Linked DNA regions of Homo sapiens: region 2 is linked to region 1. The links are chromatin loops, found by intact Hi-C in ENCODE. Cell type or tissue: HepG2. All regions are shown on one strand. Links, peaks and the distances in the headings refer to the core of each region. The heading gives the core; the rest is flanking DNA.

Region 1 (10,324 bases), core at 1,411-9,410:
TAAACTTCAGGTTTTTAGATAATAAGCCCATTGGTATTCTCATTCTTTCTTGGAAGTATGTAAGAGTTTTTTTCATTCTTAGAATTAAGGAATTTTCTAGGATATGCCTACATAAGTATTTTTTTTTTTTTTTTTCAAATCAGCCCATTAATATTCTCTCTTTCCTGGAAATATGTAAGAGACTTTTTTTATTCTAAGAGTGAAAAATTTTTCAGGATATGCCTAGGTGTGTCTTTTTTTTTTTTTTTTTTAATCAGTCCTGCCCTGAACTTAATGACATTTTTTTAAGCTGTCTATTCAGGTCCTTAGCTCAAGGAAATTATCATCTATTATTTGTTAAATTCTGCCCGCCATCTGTTCCTTTTTATTCTTCTGACACTCCCTTATTTTGCATGTTAAGTCTCTTTTTCCCCTATGACTTTCCTCTCTTTATATTTTTGCATAGGTTTTGAGACATCTCTTCTACTTGTCAGTCTAAACCTCATGTCTCAGCAGTGACCATCTTCTCCTTCAATCAATGCTTTGAATTGCCTATTTCCAGACACTCTCTTTTGTGTCGTGCTTGAATCAACAGAGATGCTCTTGTTGCTTTTTACATTCAAGTTGTCATCTGTCTCTTCCGGTAGCTCTGTTTTGTTGGGTAAGAGTTTAATCTGTTCTGAGCCATTGTTCTCTCTCTCTCTCTCTCTCTCTCTCTTTCTCTCTCTCTTTCTCTGGCTGCTGGATACCTTTGGTTACAATATATTAATATATATATATTTTTTCTGGCTATTTTCTTTCTCTGTGTGGTAGTAGTCCCATGATTAGAGGAAGACAAAATGGAAACTACACCTGGGGACTGATGGCGTCATGCAGGCAGACTGTCAATTCCCCATTGAGATGCACGGAGGAAGCCCTCTCTTCCTCCACCATCTCTCAGACTCTCCCAACCTCCAGGGCAGAGACTCTGTATAGCTTTTAAACACCACATCTCCAGAGCTGGGAAATCCATGGTGCCATAGTTCACGGTCTTGGGTCCCCATATCACTGTGAGCCATGTTCTTCCCAGGACCTGAGCCTGCTGTCCACCCATGAGCAGCTAGAGCGCAACCTCTTCCCCATCCAGGTGGAAGCAAGCCCACAAGCTCTCTCTGTTGAGATGTCCTCAGCACCCAAGCCTTGCTGGTCCAACTGCCCATCAGCCCCAGACGCCATGTGGTCAAAAGAAGTGGACACCCTGGAGTTGAACATGGAGGAGAGGGAGAATTGTTTAGGTCATGATGGTCCCAGAATCCTCCTCCTGCTTTCCGCAATCCTTCTGAAGAGACCTGAATTCAAATTTTCATTGTTCCCTTTTAGGATCTTTGTTTCAACAAATGCCAGCCAAATACCAAGCCCAGTGCTGAGGACACAACATTGAATAAATCAGGGATGAGTCCTTCCTTCTAGGAATGTTTACTCCAAAGGGGAAATAATTGTCCATGTGATCTAGCTCTAATTACAGAGTGTTGTGAATGGGCAAATAAAGGCTGTGGTGGAGGGCAGTGTTGCTGATTCATATTTCTGCCCTCACTTTCTGTACCCACCTTGTTACAACAGAACTTCCGTCCATGTTATCTGTACACTAAAGGTGTCCATTTCATTCCATCTCATCCTTGGACAACGTTTAACAAGTTGCATGTGAAAAAAGGTGGCTGAGATGATGGAAAATCTAGAATTCAGGTGATCTGATGATTGGCTGAGAGTACTGATGATTGGCTGAGAGCACTAATGATTGGCTGAGAGCACTGATGATTGTCTGAGAGCACTGATGATTGGTTGAGAGCACTGATGATTGGTTGAGAGCCCTGGTGATCTTCTGTCAAAGAATCAAGGGAGGGAAGTAAACAATTACTTTCTTCAAACATTGAATGACTGTCCCACAGCAGGGGAATTAATAACCTCTAGGAATCCCCTGGAAGGAAAAATAGGAAGAGGTAAGTGAAGGCAGCACGGAGAGACTCCAGTACTTTACCTCAATAGGGCAAGACTTGGAAATGTGTTATCCAGCAATGCAAGGGGCTGCCTTGGAAAGGCGAGCTCCTCATCTTTAGGAATGTTCAAATATTTATCCAACGGCACCCTTAAAAGGGACCTGAACACAGCAGACAGGGCAGGAGAAAAAGCCAGGAAGAACTGGGAGTTGAGAAGTTTGTTAGGGATTTGGTGTCTGAGAAATGAGAGTATTGGGCAGTGAAAAGGGGTAAGAGAAGTGTGGCCAGGGTTGCCAAGTGTGTCTCCTTCAAAGAGAAGCGTGGAAGGAATAGAATTGTTTTTCAGTTTTATCTTGCCATGTCCTAGATAATAGCTAAGTTTCCTGAGATCAAAAGCAGTCATGGCTTTTTTCTTCCAAACTTTCTTTGTTTCTATTTTCTCTGGTCTACCTAAAGTAAAACAACAGTAAACAATAGGATCTGGCCAGGCACAGTGGCTCACACTTGTAATCCCAGCACTTTGGGAGGCTGAGGCAGGCAGATCATTTGAACCCAGGAGTTCCAGACCAGGCTGGGCAACAAGGCGAAACCCTGTTTCTACTAAAAATACAAAAATTATCTAGTTGTGGTGGTACACACCTGTAGTCCCAGCTACTCAGGAGGCTGAGGTGGGAAGATCACTTGAGCCAAAGAGGTCAAGGCTTCCGTGAGCCATGATCCCATCACTGCACTCCAGCCTGGGCAACAGTGAGATTAAAAAAAAAAAAAAAAAAAAAAAAAAAAAAAAAACGAAAGAAAGAGAGAGAAAAGAATCTGAGAGAAGCCACTTTCTACCTTCCTTTCTTCCTCTTAAAACCTCCAGTCCTGAAACATATGATATGTTATGAAAATATCGATTCATCTCAGCTTTTCCTTAAGTTGCTTGTACTTATAGAACTGTACCTGTCACCCTGCTCAATAAAGATTTGATGATTGAATTAAAAATAAGTTCCAGCCGGGCGCAGTGGCTCACGCCTGTAATCCCAGCACTTTGGGAGGCCAAGGTGGGTGGATCACGAGGTCAGGAGTTCAAGACCAGCCTGGACAACATGGTGAAACCCCATCTCTACTAAAAATACAAAAAAAAAAAAATTAGCTGGGCCTGGTGGCACATGCCTGCAATCTCAGCTACTCGGGAGGCTGTGGCAGGAAAATTACTTGAACTCGGGAAGCAGAGGTTGCAGTGAGCCAAGATTGTGCCATTACACTCCAGCCTGGGTGACAGAGCGAGACTCTGTCTCAAAAAAAAAAAAAAAAAAAAAGTTCCAGGCCGTAATAGTCTGTCCTGTGTATCAACATATGTCTCAGCAATAACACTGGGCAGGGGATCTTAACAGAAAACTCTGTAGCCACATGGAGTGGAGCTATGTTTTATCAATTTGATTATAATTTAGAGGGGTTAAAACTTGGGGGGGTACCTGACTCTTTGGAGTTATGTAGTATTTACTGTATGTTCTGGCACTTCCTAGAGCTGTTCCTTCTCCCTTGATAGTGTCGCCCAGCGCTGTATGTTCCTTGGAGTATGCTGTCATCTAGTTGTGTGAGAGCCACATTACAAGCCTATTTGTCACATGCTTACATAATGTTTATTTTTCCTTATACTAATATTACCTCCACTGAATGTTAATTCGTTGTAGCGTTTCTTTTGATAGGTTCGACCTTTTCTTCTGAGATGTATCTTCAATTTCAGGACACAATTTAGAGGCTTAAAGGTATCTTTGATGCTTTGACAACAAACCTCATGTAAACTTCCACTTTTTTTATTTTTCGTGCTTTGGTAGAAGAGCTGTTCAGATAAGAATTGGGATTCTTGCCGGGCGTCGTGGCTCACGCCTGTAATCCTAGCACTTTGGGAGGCCGAGGCGGGTGGATCACGAGGTCAGGAGATCGAGACCATCCTGGCTAACACGGTGAAACCCCGTCTCTACTAAAAATACAAAAAATCAGCCGGCCGTGGTGGTGGGCGCCTGTAGTCCCAGCTACTCGGGAGGCTGAGGCGGAAGAATGGCGCGAACCTAAGAGGTGGAGCTTGCAGTGAGCCGAGATCGCACCACTGCACTCCAGCCTGGGTGACAGAGCGAGACTCCATTTCAAAAAAAAAAAAAAAAAAAAAAAAGGATTGGGATTCTTGGGTCTCATCCCTGCAAATTGAGTAAGTCTCTCAGCCTCAGTTTTATCATATTACAATTAAGCAATTAAGCGCTTAACTGTGCTAGCTGTTTCCAATGTCATTACATTAACCAACTGGTATAAAAATAAAATCGTCTGGGAAGAATTACTTACCGTACAGATCTGGGGCCCAATCCCCAGAGTTTTGACTCAATGTCTTTGAGAACCACTGGGCTAACTCGTTTCTTTCCACTGATTGAAATTTTAAATGGTTAAAGCAGCCTGGCTTTCTCAAGAAAAGTACACGGGCGCCACCTAGTGTCCCTGAAAAGTTCGTACAGCTCACACATCAGATGTATTGAAGCTTTAACTTGGCAGGGTTACCAGTTATAAATGCAATCGAATTTGCATTTTAATTAGTGAAGCCGATTATGTATTGAGATAAACAAGTGTTGTGCCATCGACTCACTTGGAATAATTAGTTTGATCTCACTTTTGATTTATGACTTGGCATTTTTCTGGACTCAGTTATGCCTCTCAGGCTTATTCTGTCTGAATCACACACAATTGCAATAGTCCAGCTTTTTGCAATTATCCGTATTTTTGTACAACTCCAGAAAAACCAAAGTGAAAGAATAAACAAAAAGATTTTCCCAGAAGAAAATGGCAATTTCTAACTTCTTCCTATGCCTACTGGCATTGTGGGACAGACTGCCAAGGAATTCAACCACATTCCACCCACTACCCACCCCTGGACTTCTATCCTTAGACTCTCACTGCCCCCAGAATAGGGAAGGTTATCAGGCCCCTAAGGAAGGACGCATGCTTTGCTTGGCTCTCTGGGCCTTGTCTGGGCACTGCACCCCAGTGTATTATCACCCTGCTGTGCCATAGAGCCCCACATCCCACAGTGCAAGCCACAGGCTAGCAGCAGCAGCATCCCCTGGGAGCTTGTTAGATGTGGAATCTCAGTCCCCAGCCCAGCCCTGAAGGATGAGAATCTATTTTCGCAAGATGCCCGGGGGATGTATATATGTGTTAAAGTTTGAGAAACCCTACCATAGAGAACACAAAGGCTTTAGCCGAAGAGAACGCTGATTCCCTTCCCAACATGCTACTTGTCTTTGCCGTGTTTCCAGCAGCATAAAATAGTCTGGAAGGATGAACATTGGGCACATCTGGCGTTGACATTAGAATCTGCTACTCGCTACTGGCGTAATTTGAGGAGCACCTGAAACTCTCTGTGCTTTCAGTTCCTCATCTGTAATATAGGAACTGCCCTTTTTAATTCAGGAAGTTGTTGTGGGCTAACATGTGTACTGTATTTGACATCATGCATGGTTCATAGTGATAAATATTAATTTCATTTCTACCCATCCCCTGCTTCCAGGTAGAAGTACAATGGAGTGTAGTTTCAACATTGCTTTATTTTAAAAATTAGCCACAGTGTCTTTGACATGCTTCCCATCAGAGGTGGTGTCTACCTTCCCTCCCCTTGACGTGGGACTGGCTCCTGATTCTCTTGTAACCAGAAGAATGGGGAAGAAGTTACTCTGAGGCTTCTCAGCACTAGAAAAGGAAAGGCCATGTAGCTTTCACCGGTTTTCTTGGGTTGCTTGCTGTGGGGGCAGCATGCAGCATTGAGAAAACTCCATGCTGGAGAGGCCTCATGTGGTGCTCCAGCAGACTGCCTAGCTGTGCCCCCAGACAAGAGTCACCATCCGCTGCCAGGCCACGGGAGTGAGCATCATGGATGTCTGGCCCTTGTGCCCTCAGGTGGCTGCAGCCCCAGCCAATATCTGACTACAGTGATCGACAACTGCCCAGCAGATGCCCTTCCAAAATTCCTGACCCACACGATTATGCAAAATCAAAGAGTTGTTTGGGGGTGATTTATTATGCAGCAGCAGTAACTGGAACACACTTTGGTTGGTGGTTTTTGTTATAGTTTTTACTTCTTCAACGAAGGACTTATTCTAAGTCAAGATTCGACAAACTGTAGCCCTCTGGCCAAATCTAGCCTACATCTGTTTTAGGTTATTGTGAATTTTCTTTAATAGACTTTGCTTTTTAGAGCAGTTTTAGGTTCACTGCAAAATTAAGTGGAAAGTACAGAGATTTCCATATGCCCCCTGCCCCTACACATGCACAGCCTCCCCCTTGATCGACATTCTCTACCAAAGTGGCATGTTTGTTGCAGTCAAAGAACCTCCATGGACACGTCATTATCACTCAAAGTCCATAGTTCACATCAGGGTTCACTTTTCATTTGCACATTCTATGGGTTTTGACAAGTGTCTGAGCTGTATCTACCATTGTCATATCATAAAGAATCGCTGCCCTAAAAAATCCTCTGTGCTCTACCTGTTCATCCCTCCCACACCCTAACCCCGGACAACCACTAATCCTTTTATTGCCACCTTAGTTTTACCTGTTCCAGTGAGTCCTGTGGTTGGAATTATATATTACATAGCTTTTCTCAGATTGGCTTCTTTTACTTAGTAATATGCATTTGTTTCCTTCATATCTTTTCATGGCTCGGTAGCACATTTGTATATATGTTAATACATTGTGGCTACAATAATTTTGAACAAATTGATCTGTTAGATTAAGAGTAACAAGTTAAAAATTTCATTTTACCTTCACTTATTTCTTCTCTGATGTTCTTTCTTTTGTTATGTAGATATGACCTTCTGACCTATAACAATTTTTATTGCCTTGAATAACTTCTTTGAACATTTAACAAGGCAGATCTGCTAGCATCAAATTCCCTGAATTTTTGTTTGTCTGAGAAAGCCTTTAAGTCTCCTTTACTTTTGGAGGATAATGTCACAGAGTATAGAATGCTAGACTGGTGGAGTTTTTTTCTCAACACATTCAATATTTCACTCCACTGTCTTCTTGCTTGCATGGTTTCCATGAAGTCAGATGAAATTCTTACCTTTGTTCCTCTAAGGAAGTAAGGTGTTTTTCACCTTTGGCATCTTTTGGGATTTTTTTCCTTATCTGATTTTTCTGTAGTTTGAAAACAATGTGGCTAGGCTTAATTTTGACATTCATCGTGGTTGGTGTTCTCTGAGCTTCCTGGATCTGTGGTTTGGTGTCTGATTTTCAGTCATTATTGTTTCCAACTTTCCATCTGTTCCTTTCTCTCTGTCTTCTCCTTTTGGTATTCCTATTAAACATATACCTTTTCTAATTATCCCACAGTCCTTGGATATTCTATGCCTTTTTCATTCAGCATTTTTTCCCTTTGCTTTTCAGTTCTGGATGTTTCTATTGAGATATCCTCAGCCTCAGAGAGTCTTTCTCAGCTGTGCCCAGCCTACTAATGAGCCCGTGAGAAGCATCCTTCATTTGTTAGTGTTTTTGATCTCTCGCATTTCTCTTTTATTCTTTCTTAGAACTTTGATCTCTCTATTTACATTGCCCATCTGTTCTTGCTTACTGTCCACTTTATCCATTAGAGCCCTTAGCACATGAATCATAGTTATTTTAAATCCCCAGTCTCATAGTTCCAACATCCGTGCCATAGCTGAGTCTGGTTCTGACATTTGCTCTGTCTTTTCAGACTGTGGTCTTTACCTTTTTTTATGCCTTGTGATTGTTTGTTGATAGCCAGATGTGATGCACTGGGTCAGAAACGGTGGCAAATAGGCCTTTGGTGAGGTGTGGGGAAGGGAAGGGTTCCATAGCCCTGTGATTAGGACTCAGTGTGTAGACCTGTGATTAGGACCCAGTCTGTCTTGAGCCTGTGCCCTGGACTGTGAGCTTCATTCAGCTTCTCAGTTTTTCCCTGAGCTAGGACAGGGTGGCTAGGGGGAAATGGAGTTGGGTTTTTATTTTCCTCCAGGTCCATTAGGCTCTGCAAAAAAATTAAAAACCAACAGTTTAAGCTCTGATAAAGTGATTTCTATTGAGGGAAGGCCTTGTTAAGAACTAAATGCTATGGCATATTTTTAAGTGGTTTCTTTTTCCCTCCTCCTGACAGAAGCATGAACAGATTTTTCTCTGATAGTCACTGTGAGAACCTGGTTAAGCTCCTGGAGATAAAACTCACAAAAGGGTGGGTGCCCCCTCAGATTGGGCCCTCCTGGAGATTTTAACTCCCAGACCTGTGCACACTGAGCTCCCAGCAACTCCTCAATCCCAGTTCAGATTTCCTACCCAGTACTGGTTCCCATGGACAGTTCTGCCTGTGGGTTTCTGCTCTGGTAAGCTGTGATCTTCTGTATCCTCCTGTCTGCCTCTCCAAATTTGGAGGAGCAGTTTGCCCTGTGGCCTTACTTCTCTGACAGAACTAAGAAGATTCTTGAAATTTTCTGTTTGTTTAGTTTTTAAATTATTGTTAGGATGGCATGGCAACCTCCAAGCTTCCTACGTGTCACTGGAAAATGGACATCCCATCTGTTTTTGTCAATAAAGTTTTATTGGAATACAACCACACTCATTCATTTCTACATTTTCTATTGCCACTTCTGTGCTGTGGCAGAGTAGTTAAGTAGTTGCCACAGAGACTTGATGGCCCACAAAACCTAAAATATTAGCTCTTTGGACTTTTGTAGACAATTTTTCATCATGTCTGTTCTAGGTAATAGGGATTGAATAATAGGTAAAATAAAGTCTATTTTTAATAGATTGTATAGTCTAATGGGGGGGGAGATACAGTAAAAACTAATAAACATCACGTGGTGATAAATGTCATGAGGAAACTAGAGAAAAGGGGAAAAAGTGACAGGGTAATGGGGTGGTCCAAGAAGGTAAAGTAACATTTCAGCAAAGATGAGAATGGGTTGAGGGAGCGCCTCTGGGGGTAGCTGGGTGATATGGTTTGGATCTTTGTAACCTGCTCAAATCTCATGTTGCATTGTAATCACTCATGTTGGAGCCTGGGCCTGGTGGGAGGTGATTGGATCGGGGGGGTGGAGTTCTCACGAACGGTTTAGCACCAACCGTCTTGGTACTGTCCTCATGATAATGAGTGAGTTCTTGCAAGATCTGGTTGTTTACAAATGTGCGGCCCCTCCCCACTCTCTCTCTTGCTCCTGCTCTGGCCATGTGACATGGCTGTTTCTCCTTTGCCTTCTGCTGTGATTGTAAGTTTCCTGAGGTCTCCCCAGAAGCTGAGCAGATGCCAGACTTATGCTTCCTGTACAGCCTGCAGAACCTTGAACCAATTAAGCCTCTTTTCTTTATAAATTACCCAGTCTCAGGTGTTTCTTTATAGCAGTGTGAGAACGGCCAAATACACTGAGAAATATGTTCTCCAGACGGAGACGACATTAAGAGGAAATGCGCTAAGTGTGCCAGGAGGAACAACAGACAGGGCCCAGTGAGAACTGGAGCCGCGTGTAGGAGCTGAGGGCAGGGCGGCCCCAGAGGACGGGCCTCATTGAGAGCATTAGATTTGGGGGTCTGCTGTCTGCTCTGTTTCAGTGTCTAATCAGTACATATCCCTGCAGCATTTTCCATGGGGGGCCAGACACCCTGTGCCTCAGGGGCATGGGGGTGGCAGAATGACATTGTTTTGCCTGCAAAGAGGAGAACAGAGTTTTTCAGGACGGCTCCCTAGAAGAGACATCACAGTGGTAGTTCCTGCACAAAGAATTTATGGAGGAAGTGTTCCCAAGAAAAACTAGTAATTGCATGAAGGAAATAGGCAGGAAAGGGACAAAAGTGAGTAATGGACAGTCTCAAGTAAATTCCCACCTCTGTCTGATTCCCAGGGAGCTCTGGAGCACAAGTAACTCCTTAGACTTTCTTCTCTCTTGAGGCAGAGTTGGGCTCTCACACTCCCATATAGGGAGGGAAAAACTTTTTCCACTGTCTTCTGGGTTCTTCAGCTGAGGCCCTGCAAATTAGAGTTATGAAAGATAGGTGAAGAACAACAATAAAAACAAACAGACAGGCTGAAGTTTATTAGCACGTGCAGCTTGCATATACACGGGAGAACTCCGTGGTGAGTAACTCAAAGGGGTGACTAGACCTTGGGGCTTATATGGCATCTTAACAAAGATGGATAATTTTGTAGAGAAGTGACAAGAAAAGAGCTTTTGATGATTGGGGTGGCAAATTGTGGGAAGGTAAACACATGGGGAAACATATAAAAGATAGGGTTAGTGAGTAAGGTGTGTTTGTGTAGACTCTCTCAGTACCATCTCTTCTCTGATAATAAGGCCGTTATCCCCTTCCTGGAATGGCAGTTTGGGTGGGGGCAGGGACAC
Region 2 (10,324 bases), core at 1,634-9,633, 270 kb before region 1:
AATCAATTGAACTTCTTTTCTGTATAAACTACCCAGTCTCAGGTAGTTCTTTATAGCAATGTGAGAACGGACTAATACATTGCTGTTCAAAAAATAACCCTCAAAACTTAAAACAAAAAACATTCACTATTTCATAGTTTCTGTGAGCCAGATATTTGGGAGGCTTAGCTGGTCAGTTCTGGTGTGGGGTCATTCATGAGGTTGCAGTCCAGGTGCCATCAGGGCTACCGTCATCTGAGGGCTGGACGAGGCTAGAGGACCTGCTTCCACGATGTGCACTCACTTGACTGGCAACATGGTGCTAGCTGTTGGCCAGAAGTCTTTGTTCCTCACCACCTGGTCCTCTTCGTGGTGCTGCATGAGCATCCTCACAACATGGTAGCTGGCTCCCCTCAGAGCCACGGATTCCAAGGGAGCCAGATGGAAGCTGCAATGAGCTTTATAACCTAGCTTTGGAATTCACATGCGATGATTTTCTCGACATCCTTTTGGTTATAGAAATCAGCCTTGTTTGATATGGAAGGAAACCACAGGAGGCCATAAAGACTAAGAGGTGGGGTTTTTGGGGAGCCATCTTGGAGGTCAGCCACTATACCCATTTACAAAGGAAAGGAGATTTTTAAATGTGTATTATATTTTTTCAACAATACTTACAATTCTATGTTTAACTGGTTTAAATATTCATCATTAGATCTCTTACGCCATTACTTTCCCAGTCTGGAGATGTTTTTATTTTTATTCTATTCTCTAGTGTTTTCATTTTTCCAGAAAGGGTATCATGATATATAGGCTCTACATCTTTGCATAGAAGAGAATGTCTTTCTCTTATCTAATATACATTGGCTCTTTTGGCATTCATTTCAACCTCCTTCTAGCTAACTGACAGGTATTTTATATAACAATTTTTCTCAAATTATCCGTGGTACATACCAGTTTCTTTTCAATCTGCCACAGATCAATACTTTTGTAATATACAACAAGAAAAAAAACAACAAAATTTAAAACACAAAAAATAAACCTCACTTAAAAATTATCATATTCAACAGACTCTACTACTCTGTTAAATAGATAAAGGATTTCTAAAGAACTACTCTTAATTTCTGTACGTACCATTTCTTTGACAACTAGCAAAATGAGACCTGCCGCTGGTCCATGAAACACACTTTAAATAGCACTGCTATGTGGCTAGAAAGCTGAATACTACATTTCCCAGACTTCCTTGCAGCCAGGGTTTTGCATGTGATCTTCCTGTCAATCAGAAATACCCTTCAATATGAAGAAGTGAAAATGAAACCATAAGTCCATGGACACATGGGAGACAGACGAATTTCTGGCAAGTATATCCCAAATACAGCAGACAAATATTAGATAATATCACTGATATGGTTTGGCTATGTCCCCATACAAATCTCTTCTTGAATTGTAGCTCCCCTAATCCTCACATGTCATGGGAGGGACCTGGTTGGAAGGTAATTGAATCATGGGGCGGGTTTTTCCTGTGCTGTTCTTGTGATAGTGAATAAGTCTCAAGAAATCTGATGGTTTTATAAAGGGCAGTTCCCCTGCACATGCTCTCTTGCTTGCCTCCATGTAAGACATGCCTTTGCTCCTCCTTCACCTTCTGCCATGATTGCGAGGCCTCTACAGTCATGTGGAACTGTGAGTCTATTAAACCTCTTTCCTTTATAAATTACCCAGTCTGTGGTATGACTTTATTAGCAGCATGAGAACGGACTAATATAATCATCTATATGTGGAATCTAAACATGTTAAATGTGGTGAGTACAGCATGGTAAATACAGTTAGCAGTAATGTATGGCAAATGGTAATTATAGTTAATAATAATGTATGATAAACATAATTTGCTAAGAGAGTAACTTACAAGTATTCTCACCACACACACATACTTGGTAACTACATAAAATGATGGATACATACATTAGTTTGATTGTGGAATCATTACAAGAGGTAATATGTACTTCTATCAAAACACCATGTCGCATACCTTAAATACATGTAATTTTTTATTTGTCAACTGTACCTCAATAAAGCAGGGAGGGGCAAAGCATGGGCATGTCCTGTGTTATTACGGTTCACTTTATTGCACTCCACAAATACTGTGTTTTTTACAAATTGAAAGTTTGTGGCAACCCTGTATTGAGCAAGTCTGTCCACGCCAGAGTTTTCTTTTTTTTTTGTTATGTTTTTGAGATGGAGTCTTGCTTCTCTGACCAGGCTGGAGTGCAGTGGTGCAATCTTGGCTCACTGCAACTTCCGCCTCCCAGGTTCAAGCAATTCTCCTGCCTCAGCCACCCCAGTAGCTAGGATTATAGGCATGTGCCACCAGGCCTGGCTAATTTTTGTATTTTTAGTAGAGACATTTCACCATGTTGGCCAGGCTGGTATCAAACTCCTGACCTCAAGTGATCCACCCACCTCGGCCTCCCAAAGTGCTGGGATTATAGGCGTGAGCCACTGCTCCCAGCCATCTCTGTCCATGCCAGTGTTTTCAATGCCATGTGCTCGCTTTGTGTTTCTGTATCACATTTTGGTAATTCTCACTGTTTCATACTTTTTCATTATTATTATATCTGTTATGGTGATCTGTGATGTTGCTATTGTAATTTTTTGGGGTGTGACACAAACTGTGCCCATATAAGATGGGGAAATTAATCAATAAACGTTGTGTGTGTTCTGACTGCTCTACCAACCAACGGTTCCCCCATCTCTCTCCCTCTCCTCAGGCCTCTCTAATCCTTGAGACACAACAATATGGAAATTAGGTAGATTAATAACCCTAAAATGGCCTTTAAGTCTTCAAGTTAAAGGAAGAGTCACACATCTCTTACTTTAAATCAAAAGCTAAAAATTATTAAGCTTACTAAGGAAGGCACGTTAAAAGCTGAGACGGGCCAAAAGTTATTCTCCTTGTGCCAAACAGTGAAGTTGTGAATGCAAAGAAAAAGTTTTTGAAGGAAATTAAAAATGCTATTCCAGTGAACAAATGATAAGAAAATAAAACAATCTTCTTGCTGGTATGGAGAAAGTTTGAGTGGTCTGGATGGAAAATGAAACCAGCCTCAATGTTTCCTTAAGCCAAAGCCTAATCCAGAGCAAAGTCCTAACTCTCTTCAATTCCATTAAGGCTGAAAAAGATAAGGAAGCTGCAGAAGAAAGATTGAAGCTAGCAGAGGTTGTTTCATGAGGTTTGAGGAAAGGAGCTATCTCCATAACATAAAAATGCAATGTAAAGCAGCAAGTGCTGACAGAGAAGTTGCAGCAAGTTATCCAGATCTAGGTAAGCTGATTGATGAAGGTGGCTCACTAAACAAAAGATTTTCATTGTAGACAAAGCAGCTGTCTATTGGAAAACAATGCCATCTAGGACTTTCATAAGGAGAAGTCAATTCCTGGCTTCAAAGATTCAAAGAACAGGCTGAGGCTCTTGTTAGGGACTAATGCAGCTCGTGAGTTTAAGTTGAAGCCAATGCTCATTTATCATTCCAAAAATCCTAGGACTCTTAAGAATTATGCTAAATCTACTCTGCCTGTGCTCTAGAAATGGATCACAAAGCCTGGATAATGACACATCTGTTTACCATGGTTTACTGAATCTTCTAAGCCAACTATTGAGACCTCCTGCTCAGAAAAAAAGATCCTTTTTAAAGCATTACTGCTCATTGACAATACAACTGGTCACCCAAGACCTCTGATGGAGATGTACAAGGAGATTAATCTTGTTTTCATAGCTGCTAACACAATATCTATTTGGAAGCTCATGATTCAAAGAGTAATTTTGATCTTCCAGTCTTGTTAAGAAATATGTTTTGTAAGGCTTTATCTGCTATAGATAGTGATTCCTCTAATGGATCTAGGTAAAGTAAATTGAAAACCTTCTGGAAAAGATTCACAATGCTAGATGCCATTAAAAACATTCATAATTCATAGGAGGAGGCAAAAATATCAACATGATCAGGAGATTGGAAGAAGTTGATTCCAACCCTCATGGATGACTTTGGGGGGTTTAAGACTTTATTGGAAGAAGCCACTGCAGATACAGTGGAAATAGCAAGAGAACTAGAATTAAAAGTGAAGCCTGAAGGTGTGACTGAATTGCTGCAATCTCTTGATAAAACTTTAATGGTTGAGGAGTTGCTTCTTATGAATAACCAAAGAAACTGGTTTCTTGAGATGGAATCTACTGCAGAAGATGCAGTGAACATTATTAAATGACAATAAAAAATTAAGAATATTACATAATTTAGTTGTTAAAGCCATGGCAGGATTTCAGAGGATTGACTCCAACTTTTTTTTTTTTTTAAGAAAAAAAACAGGAGATGTATTCAAACTACAAATACTTGACTTGAAGGAAAAACTATCTAGGATTCTTTTTCTTTTTTACAGTAATGTATCCCTACTTAAAGACAGATGGCCCTACATATAACAGCTATGTACAAAACTAGTTGTAAAATTGTTATTGGTTTTACAGTGATAAATGTAAAACTAAAAAAATCTGTATGACTCATTTTGCTGGGATATACACTTTATTGCAGTGACCTAGGACTGAACCCACAATACCGCTGAACTATGTATGTGTGTCACAGGAGCACTCAGATCTGGAACAGATGGATCAGAGACACTGGGTTTCTCTTGCTACTGTATAGCTGCCAAAGAGTGGGTGGGTGTGGTTAGTTGTTTTCTCAGACTGCTTGGTTCTTGAGTGTATAATGGTCCTCCCAAAAATTCTGTAGATGACCAAGGATCTTTTAACAAAGACTTGTCTGCTAAAACTACCTAGAGAAGATTCTCTTGTCTGCCACTAGGAAACCTGATTGATACAACTGGCTACCTGAGTCTTCCATTACAGTCTTTTCTCCATAAGCCACTGTAGATAATGCACCATTGGTTTCCAATTTTTAAAAGCTGTAGAGAACTCATGTGAGGAATTTTCTTTTTTACTTGCTATTTTTTTCCCTCTTTGATTCTTGTAAAAATTTGTTTCTCTCTCCTTGAAATAAAAATGCCACCAAAAATATATATTTCTTACATATTTTTCTTTAATTTGATCCCATTTATTATAAGCTCCTTAGAAATAATTTCTCCTCTTAGATTTAATTTCTCCTCTGGCTTTAAAAAGCAAAATAACTTTATTATTTTTTCATTATTATTGTTATTATTTTATTTTTTTGAGATGGAGTTTCCCTCTTGTCACCCAGCCTGGAGTGCAATGGCATGATGTCGGCTCACTGCAACATCTGTCTCCCAGGTTCAAGAGATTCTCCTGCCTCAGCCTCCCCAGCAGCTGGGATTACAGGCGCCCACCATCACACCCGGCTAATTTTCGTATTTTTAGTAGAGATGGGATTTCACCATGTCAGTCAGGGTGGTCTCGAACTCCTGACCTCAGGTGATCCGCCTGCCTTGGCCTCCCAAACTGCTGGGATTACAGGAGTGTTTTTTTCATTATTTAATCTGATTTTTTACATTATAGATAAATAAATTATTGGGTTATTTGCTTTCTTTTTCTTCTCTATATCTTTCATTTCTCTACTCATCTTTTTAAGTCCTAGAACTTTACCTCTGCATTCTTGGAGTTTTCCAAATTAGAGACTTGCTTTTCTGCAATGTCTTATTATTTCTAAGAAGGATTATTTTACGCATGGAGTATTTTGAATATTTTAAAAGTGGATATAATTGCATAATGAACCCCCATGTATTTCATCCATCCTTAACACCCATCCATCCATCTATCCATTAACACCTTTTATTATCTCTTATCTCCATTTATTGACTAAGACTGATTTTAATTATCCTTTATAGATTTCTCTAAGCTCTTACCATATTCTGGTCTTTTACATTTCCTGTCTTCCTTTAATCCATTTCCTTTTTACTTGAACTTGTCTTACTTTATATTTGAGTTTTATTTTTTAGAATGTATGATTTCCTGAATGTCATTAAAGGTGTGAAGATTATGCTTTTCATCTTTATGTTTATTTTCTAGACTTTAGAGTATTTTTTAAGTACATGGGCTTGCTCCATATCTTAGGGATGATACATCTAATCTTTTATTTACTCCATCTTTTTTATAGCCTCTTTTTATCCTGACTAGTCATCCTTGAATTTGGAGTTGTCCATGAAGTTCTTCTACTGTCCAGAAAGAGGGCGCACACTTCCTTAGTTCCCATCAGCGTGGTGGGAAAGATTCCTACAGAGGCTGAAGAAATAACATTCTGGTGCTTTTTAATGCTTATCAATGCAGATCTTTCACCTGGGGAGCAATCTGTTGTTCCCACTACAATAAAAAATATGGAGTTTCTTTGATAAAAAATCTTAATTTGTCTCTCCTTCTCCTTCTTCTTCCTCTTCCTTGCTGGAAGACATGCATGTCTGGCCACTGTAAATATGTGTGTTAAAAGGTGCTGCTAGAGTCTATTTTTTTCTAACTGCTCAATTCAGAATTCAAATATAATCACCATCTTCCATCCCTCAAGCCCCACCTGCTTTCATCCTCATGTTTATTACTTTGGTGCACTTTGATTTAGTGCCACAGATCACTGTTATAAACATCTTAACACCTTCATGAGGGTGGTGGTGACATGAAAGGGCTCTGCTAGAAAACAGCTCCCAAGTAATAGCTACATGGGTGGGGGTGGGGGCTCCTTCCCTTTAGGGACCAAATTCCTTGATCTATGAGTTAGGTACAGAGTAGGGATAGACAGGGAGAAATCTTTTTCTTTGCTTTTCCCCTAGATGGCTCCACCATGCTGCCTCACACACTCATCCTAGGTTTGGATAAAGAAATCTCCTTTAATTTTAAGATTAGAGTGAAAACAAGATAGTCCAAGGTGATTAAAAAGACTCATTATAGGCTGTGCTCTATGTTAAGTATTATTCATGGGTCATCTCACTATACCCCCACGCTATGAGGCAGGTACTATTATTATCCCCATTTTATAAGTGAGTAAGCTGTCTCTTAGAAAGGTTAAGGATATTAATCAGGGTCATGTAGCTAATAAAGAGTAGAGGAAACTTTCAAATCCAGTGAGCCCACTTTGGCAGCTCAGGCTCTTGTTGTTGTTGTTGTTTTAACTATGCTAGGCACCTTATATACATTTTCGTGTTTAATAATAATCATTTTTATTTAAAGATTACAAAATTTTGGAATGTTAACAAATGCATAGAAGGTAGAAAAAGTAGGCAATATCAAAAAGTCTCCTTATCATCCTTATTGACTACATGGGCTGAGCATGGTGGCTCATTCTTGTAATCCTAGCACCTTGGGAAGCTGAGGTGGGAGGATCACTTGAGCTCAGGTATTTGACACTAGCCTGGGCAACATAGTGAGACCCTCATCTCTACAAAAAATAAGAATAATAGCCAGGCATGGTGCTGCGCACCGGTGGTCCCAGCTACTTGAGAGGCTGAGGCAGGAGGATCACTTGAGTGAGCCTAGGAGATTAAGCTGCGGTGAGCCACGGTCGCAGCACTGCACTCCAGCCTGGGTGACAGAGCAAAACCCTGTCTCAAAAATAAAATAATTTTTTAATTTAAAAAAATTTAAAAATTATGTCACTCCATTATTCTTCCATTTCAAATGTATAATTTTGAGATATATATACATGGTCTACACCTCATTTTTGTCCTTTAACAATATATCTTGGAGATTCTTTTCACTCCAAATCATAAAATTCTTTACCCTGATACCAAAACCAGACAAGGACACACCACAAACAGCAACAAAACTATAGGCCAATAACGCAGATGAAAATACATGCAAAAATCCTTGAGAAAATACTAGCAAGCCAAATTCAACAACACGTCATAAAGATGATACACCATATTCAAATGGGATTCATTCTAGGGGTGAAAGAATGGTTCTACATATGCAAATTGATCAATAGGATACATCACATCAACAGAATGAAGGACAAAACCATACAATCACTTCAACAGACACAGAAAAAGCATCTAATAAAATTGAATACCTCCTTATGATAAGAACGCTAAAAAATTTAGAAGGAATACACTTCAACACAATAAAGGCTATATTCAACAAACCCACAGCTAACATCTTACTGAATGGGGAAAAGCTGAAAGCCTTTCCTCTAAGAACTGGAACAAGAAAAGGATGCCCATTTTTACCACTCTTATTTAATGTAGGACTGGGAGTCCTAGCCAGAGCAATCAGGCAAGAGAAAAAAATAAAGGGCATCCAAATTGGAAAACAGAAAGTCAGATTGTTCCTTTGCAGATGATATGATCTTCTACCTAGAAAAACCTAAAAACCAAAATTCTCTGAAAAAGGAGCAATGAATGAAGTAAAGTTGCAGTACACAAAATCAACATACAAAAATCAGTAGCATTTCTATACATCAATCATAAAGTAGCTGAAAAGGAAATCATTGTCTTTATTTCTTTTTCAGTTACTTTATTATTCAGCTACAGGCAATGATTTCCTTTCCATTGGCAATCCAGTGAAAGCAATCCCATTTACAGTAGCTACAAAAAATAAAATACCAATGCCTAGGAATAAATTTAACCAAAGAAGTGAAAGGCCTCAATAATTAAAACTACAAAACATTGATGAAATAAACTGAAGAGGACACAGACAAATGGAAAGACACCCATGTTCATGGATTTGAGGAATTAATATTGTTAAAATGACAATACTACCCAAAGCAATCTACAGAATCAATGCAATCCCAGTAAAAATACCAATGACATTCTTCAAAAAAATAGAAAAAGCTGTAGTAACCAAAACAGCATAGTATTAGTATAAAAAGAGACACATAGACCAATGGAACAATATAGAGAAACCAGAAACAAATCCATATATTTACAGCCAACTAATGTTTTACAAAGGTGCCATGAACCTACACTGGGGAAAGGATATCCTCTTAAATAAATGGTGCTGGGAAAATGGATATCCATGTGCAGAAAAATGAAACTACATCCCCATCTCTCACCATACACAAAAATTCACTCAAAATACGTTAAAGACTTAAGCATAAGATCTGAAACGATAAAACTACTAGACTAGAAGAAAACAGGAGAAATGTCTTAGGTCTTGGTGAAGATTTTATTGCTAAGATTTCAAAAACACAGGCAACATAACAAAAATAGCTAAATTAGACTATATCAAATTAAAAAACTTCAGTATAGCAAAAGCAACAACGGAGTGAAGAGACAAGAAACAATCTATTTAACAGGAGAAAATATTAGCAAGCTATCCATTCAACAAAGGACTAATATCCAGAGCATAAAAGGAACTCAATACAACAGGTGGCTCATGCTTGCAATCCCAATACCATGGGAGGCCAAGGCAGGTGAATTGTTTCAGCCCAGGAGTCTGCCTGGGCAACATGGCAAAACCTCATCTCTACAAAAATTACAAAAATTAGCCAGGTGTGGTGGTGTACAGCTGCAGTTCCAGCTACTCAGAAGGCTAAAGTGGGAGGATTGCTTGAGCCTGGGAGGTCAAGGCTGCCGTGAGCCGTGATCGCACCACTGCACTCCAGCCTGGGTGACAGCAAGATTCTGTCTCAAAAAAAAAAAAAAAAAAAAAAAAAAAGTGTTGAACATCACTAATCAACAGGGAAATGATGCAAATCACAACCACAAAAATATATGATCTCACCCCAATTAGAATGGCTATTTTCAAAAAGACAAACAATAGCATTTGCTGACATGGATGCAGAAAAAAAGAACTCTTATACACTATTGATGGGACTGTAAATTGGTACAGCCATTATGGAAAACACTGTGAAGGTATTTCAAAAAACTCAAAATAGTACTGCTATATGATCCAGCAATCCCACTACTGGGTATTTATCCAAAGGAAAGGAAATCAGTATGTCAAAGGGATTCCTGCACTCCCATGTTTACTGCAGCACTATTCACAGTAGCTTAGATATGTAATTAACCTACATGTCCATCAATAGATGAATGGATAAAAACAATGTGATATATATACACAATGGAATACGATTCAGTCATAAAAACAGAATGAAATCCTGTCACTCGTGGTAATGTGAATAAGACTGAAAGATATTACATTAAGCAAAGTAAGTCAGACACAGAAAGATAAATACCACATGTTCTCATTCATATGTGAGAGCTGAAAAAAATTGAGCTCATTGAATGTGAGTAACAGAGGCTTGGAAGGGTAGGGGGTAGGGAAGAATGTGGAGAGATTAGTTAATGGGTACAAAATTACAGCTAGATAGGAGGAATGAGTTCTGCTGTTCTGCAGCACTGTAAGGTGAATATGGTTAACTATAATTTGTTGTATATTTTCAAAAGCTAGAAGACAGGATTTTGAATG

What was found. Peaks named below come from ENCODE experiments on the same cell type or tissue, not always from the same donor. Only the 100,000 strongest peaks of a DNase experiment are listed, where the experiment ranks them.
Region 2: a loop joins it to region 1, with 16 times the contacts of the local background. A loop is called at or near these places in 12 of 110 quality-filtered maps.

What each region holds. Positions count from the first base shown.
Region 1 is chr20:9,611,333-9,621,656 of GRCh38, reverse strand. All of the region lies in intron 3 of PAK5 (p21 (RAC1) activated kinase 5), which reads left to right. It overlaps LOC101929348 (a long non-coding RNA gene), which reads right to left and starts at 1,650. Exons shown (of 3, transcript XR_244242.4): 1 at 1,566-1,650. RefSeq lists an enhancer at 5,036-5,225. In HepG2, for the core only: CTCF peaks have their summits at 3,517 and 4,416 (motif pointing left); DNase peaks (open chromatin) are centred at 3,506 and 4,406.
Region 2 is chr20:9,880,698-9,891,021 of GRCh38, reverse strand. No RefSeq gene overlaps it. Among named protein-coding and RNA genes, the nearest start is that of PAK5, 47 kb to the right of the region's middle. In HepG2, for the core only: CTCF peaks have their summits at 6,159 and 6,765 (motif pointing right); no DNase peak of the experiment used is centred there.